Linked DNA regions of Homo sapiens: region 2 is linked to region 1. Evidence: read pairs that join two places in POLR2A ChIA-PET (ENCODE). Cell type or tissue: Caco-2. All regions are shown on one strand. Region 1 overlaps SORT1 (sortilin 1). Region 2 overlaps SORT1 (sortilin 1).

Evidence for each region. Peaks named below come from ENCODE experiments on the same cell type or tissue, not always from the same donor. Only the 100,000 strongest peaks of a DNase experiment are listed, where the experiment ranks them.
Region 2: POLR2A ChIA-PET joins it to region 1 with 5 read pairs; 6 of 35 experiments call an interaction of 5 or more read pairs at or near these places.

Annotation. Positions count from the first base shown.
Region 1 is chr1:109,315,714-109,318,213 of GRCh38, reverse strand. It overlaps SORT1 (sortilin 1), which reads left to right. Exons shown (of 20, transcript NM_002959.7): 16 at 245-361; 17 at 1,256-1,364. Among named protein-coding and RNA genes, the nearest start is that of MYBPHL, 10 kb to the right of the region's middle. In Caco-2, no CTCF peak of the experiment used is centred here; no DNase peak of the experiment used is centred here.
Region 2 is chr1:109,372,278-109,374,777 of GRCh38, reverse strand. All of the region lies in intron 1 of SORT1 (sortilin 1), which reads left to right. Among named protein-coding and RNA genes, the nearest start is that of SORT1, 24 kb to the left of the region's middle. In Caco-2, no CTCF peak of the experiment used is centred here; a DNase peak (open chromatin) is centred at 1,537.

The DNA of each region.
Region 1 (2,500 bases):
CCACTGCACTCCAGCCTAGGCGAGAGAGTGGGACTCCATCTCAAAAAAAAAAAAAAAAGGCCCTCTCCGTGTCTGTTTTCCTAAATCGACCTCCTTCAGAGGTGTCACAGGACTTCCTGAGCTACTTTCTAACAACCCAAGACTGGAATGTTAACCATCCACTACCCCACATAACCCTTCATTGCTAGTCACTTAACGGTCTTCCAGCTGCTTTGAAAGGTACTTTATTTGCTGACTCTTGCAGTGATTTTGGCTACTACCGTCCAGAAAATGACTCCAAGTGTGTGGAACAGCCAGAACTGAAGGGCCACGACCTGGAGTTTTGTCTGTACGGAAGAGAAGAACACCTAACAACAAATGGGTGAGGTGGCCTTTTCTCCCTTGTCACGATGGATGAGGTGTTCTTGTTCAGAGTGAAAGCTGCTTCTCTCCACACTGAGATCCAAGCCCTACTTTAGAGCACTATTTTTGGCGGGGTTGGGGAGGGGCAGGATATGAAGGCCTCCTTCAAGGGTCAACTACAGGAGGTGAGCCATGAGTGCTTGGTGTCAGAGGACTCAACCCCACCAACACCACGAGGCAGAGCAGGAGAACAAGCTCGGCCAGATCCTGCACCCCTGCCTCCCGCCCAACCACCCCCAGGAAGGGAGGAGAGGCGAGGGACCCACAGGCAGAATGACAGAAGCGTCCCATCCGCCATGAACGTCCATCGCTCGTCTGGCACAGTTTAGGCACAGCCAGGGAGAGCTCTGTCTGATAGGACTTTCTTTGGTGATGGAAGTGTTCTGTAATTTGCTGTGCCCAATATGATAGTCACTAGCCACACATAGCTGTGGACACTAGTGTAACCGAGGAACTGAAATTTTCGTTTTAATCAATTTTAAGTAGCCACCATATTGGACAGTGCTGCTCTAGACGGGCCTCATTACCTCGCTCCCCTGATAACTTCCCCTCTCCCATTTTGTACCACTTGTTAATGAGCTTTTTTGGGGTCAGATTTCTTTGGCACAGTCTCTTAGGTAGAAAGAACAGGCATGTTTCTGACAGCAGGGGACAGAGATGCTTAGTTTGCTTAAGGCCTGAAACTACACAAAATATCCCCCAAAACATCCCTGTGGACATTCCCCCCAGGCCTGAAACATGACGTAAGGATGGGAAGCTTTTCGGCAGCTTTTCAAATCTTGTTTCCAAGAAATAGGCAGGTACCCAGGAATACATCCTTATCTTCTGTTACCAAATCTTCTTTGCCTGGTAGGTACCGGAAAATTCCAGGGGACAAATGCCAGGGTGGGGTAAATCCAGTTCGAGAAGTAAAAGACTTGAAAAAGAAATGCACAAGCAACTTTTTGAGTCCGGAAAAACAGGTATGTTAAAATAGGTCTAGTTTTCAGGTACAAATGGGATTTTGTGTTCTGCTAAGAAAAATCAAAGTTAAAGCATCAAGAGTTTTGTTACTGATAAAAAGTGGTCAAACTACTTCTCTCAGGCTTCCCTTATACAGGAAGCTGTTAGCATGAAGGATGGGTCATGTAACCCAGTGATAAGCTCACCCTACTGAAAGCTCTTTTCTTATTGAGGGTTGGGGGATGATATTCTGTAAAGTTGTAAAATTCTTAAAATCATACAGTTGTGGAAATTTCTGAGGCTGAGAGTCATTTAGGAAAACAAAAAGGTTGTCTGTGGGCTGGGTACAGTGGCTCACACCTGTAATCCCAGCACTTTGGAAGTCCAAGGCAGGCAGATCACTGAGGTCAGGAGTTCAAGACCAGGCTGTCCAACATGGTGAAACCCTGTCTCTGCTAAAAATACAAAAATTAAAATTACAAAAATTAGCTGGGTGTGGTGGTTTACGCCTGTAGTCCCAGTTACTCGGGAGGCTGAGGTAGGAGAATCATGTGAACCTGGGAGGTGGAGGTTGCAGTGAGCCGAGATCGTGCTGCTACACTCCAACCTGGGCAACAGAGCAAGACTCCGTACCAAAAAAAAAAGGTTGTCTGTGAAGGGCCATGACCTGGAATTGTGCATGTGTGGAAGAGAAGAGCACTGGGCAATAGGTAGGGTGGATCTCTGACCAAGTCATGTTAAGTATGTTCAAAGTGAAAAATTGAGCTATGGTAATGGGCTGGTTTTGATTTAAATGAAGCAAGTTACCTGTCGGGCATGGTGGCTTACTCCTGTATAGTCCCAGCACTTTGGGAGGCTGAGGTGGGGAGATCAGTTGAGGCTATGAATTGGAGAGCAGCCTGGGCAACATGGAGAAACTCCATCTTTACAAAAAAAATACAAAAATTAGCCGGATGTGGTGGTGTGTGCCTGTAGTCCCAGCTACTCAGGAGGCTGAAGGGAGAGAATCACCTGAGCCTGGGAGGTCAAGGCTGCAGTGAGCCATGATCATATCACTGCACTCCAGCCTGGGTGACAGAGTGAGATCCTGTCTCAATTTAAAAAAAAAAAAAAAAAAAAAAGGTTATGAGGCTGCATCCAAATCTGTAGCACTGAA
Region 2 (2,500 bases), 57 kb before region 1:
CATGTTGGTGAGGCTGGTCTCAAACTTCTGAACTCAGGTGATCTGCCCGCCTCAGTCTCCCAAAGTGCTGGGATTACAGGCATGAGCCACAGCACCCTATCCAGTGTACTTTTCATTTCAGTCATTGTAATACTCATTTCTACAAGTCTAATTTAAGTCTTTTTCTTTTCTTTCTTTCTTTTTTTTTTTGAGACGGTGTTTTCTTGTCACCCAAGCTGTAGTGCAATGGTCCAATCTCTGCTCACTGCAACCTCTGCCTCCTGGATTCAAGTGATTCTCCTCCCTCAGCCTCTTGAGTAGCTGGGATTACAGGTGCCCACCACCACACTTGGCTAATTTTTAGTATTTTAGTAATTTTCGTATTTTTAGTGGAGACGGGATTTTACCATGTTGGCCAGGCTGGTCTCGAACTCTTGACCTCAAGTGATCCGCCCACCTTGGCCTCCCAAAATGCTGGGATTATAGGCATGAGCCACTGGGTCTTTAAAAAATTTTAAGTCTTTAAAAAAATTTTTTTTCTTTAACATTCTCAATCCATTCTCTAATTTCTTGTGGAGTACAGTTACAACTGTTGCAATGTCCTTATCTACTAATTATCTTGTTATTTCTGAGTTAGTTTGATTTTTCTCTTCATTATGGGTCCTGATTTCTTCTTTGCGTGCCTGGTTATTTTTAAAAATTTATTTTAAGAGACAGGGTCTTGCTCTGTTGCTCAGGCTGGAGTGCAGTGGTATGATCATAGCTCACTGTAGCCTCAAACTCCTGGGCTCAAGAGATCCTCCTGCCTCAGCCTCCCAAGTAGCGAGGGCTACAAGCATGTGCCACCATGCCTAGCTGATTTTTTTAAATTGTTTTTGTGGAAATGGGGGTCTTGCTACATTGCCCAGGCTGGCTTTGAACTCCTGGCCTCAAGTGATCCTCCCACCTCGGCCTCCCAAAGGGCTGGGATTATAGACATAAGCTACTGCACCTACCCACCTGATGATTTTTCAGTTGGATATTGTGAGTCTTAGCTTGTTGGGTGCTAGATATTTTTGTATTCTTTTAAATATTCTTGAACTTTGTTCTGGAACACTGGTTACTTGGAAACAGTTTGATCCTTTTGGGTCTTGCTTTTAAGCATTTTTAGGCGGGACCGGCACAGCGTTAAGTCTGGGGTTATTTTTCTTTACCACAGAGGTAAATGTTTCTGAGTACTCTACCCAATTTCCTTGAAATAACGAGGTTTCCTATTATGGTTGCTGGTAACAGGAATTATTCCTGTTCCTGTGTGAGGTCTGAATATTGTTCTCTGCCGTCCTTTCAGGTAATTATTTCCCTGGCCTCAGGTAGTTTCCTCACATGCGTGTGCTGATGGGTGTTCAGCTGAAGACTTGGTGGGGTGGCTGGGGAGGCCCCCTGCTCAGATCTCCAGAATTTTTTTTCTGTGTAAGTCTTTCTTCTCTAATCTTCTGCCCTGTGAACCTCTTTGGCCTCCCCAGACGATATATCAGCTTCCTCTCTTCAGTTTAGGAAGAACTCTGGACTCTGCCTGGGTGCCCCTCCCCTGCACTGTGCCTGAAATTCTCTCCAGGCAGTAAGCCAGTTAGCTGTAGGGTCCTCCTTGTTCAGTTCCTTGTCTTTCAGGAATCGTCGTCCTTTGTGCCTGGTGTCCAATATCTTGGAAACAGTCATTTCATATATTCTGTCGTTTTGGGTTTTTTTTTCTTTTCTTTTCTTTTTTGAGATGGAGTCTTGCCCTGTCGCACAGGCTAGAGTGCAGTGGCGCAATCTTGCCTCACTGCAGCCTCCGCCTCTCGGGTTCAAGCAATTCTCTGCCTCAGCCTCCCGAGTAGCTACCGCGCCTGGCTAATTTTTTGTATCTTTTTTTTTTTTTTTTGAGACGGAGCCTCGCTCTGTCGCCCAGGCTGGAGTGCAGTGGCGCGCTCTCGGCTCACTGCAAGCTCCGCCTCCCAGGTTCACGCCATTCTCCTGCCTCAGCCTCCGGAGTAGCTGGGACTACAGGTGCCCGCCACCACGCCCGGCTAATTTTTTGTATCTTTAGTAGAGACGGGGTTTCAGTCGAACTCCTGACCTCGTGATCCGCCTGTCTCGGCCTCCCAAAGTACTGGGGTTACAGGTGTGAGCCACCGCGCCCGGCCCATTCTGTGTTTTTGTTTTGTTTTGTTTTGTTTTTTATTAGCTGTTTCCGGTAGAAAGGTAAATGTGATCCCTGTCACTCCATCTTGACCAGAAGCAGAAGTCCACCCAGAAATGAACTTTTACATTTCATACTCATGTCTGTCATGGGGAAGTTAAGTGGGCCTGGCCTTATCCTTTTACTTGGGCGTCATCTTTTTCAAAACTTCATAAGTAGTTCTTAAAGAATTCAATATTTATTGCGTGCCCACTGTGCACTATGCTGTGTGTTAGCTGCTGAAATGTATGGGCTTGATTCCTTTACCAGATGGACCTCAGGTCTAGTGGGGAGGACAGGCAAGGTTCTTGTGGCTACAATTAA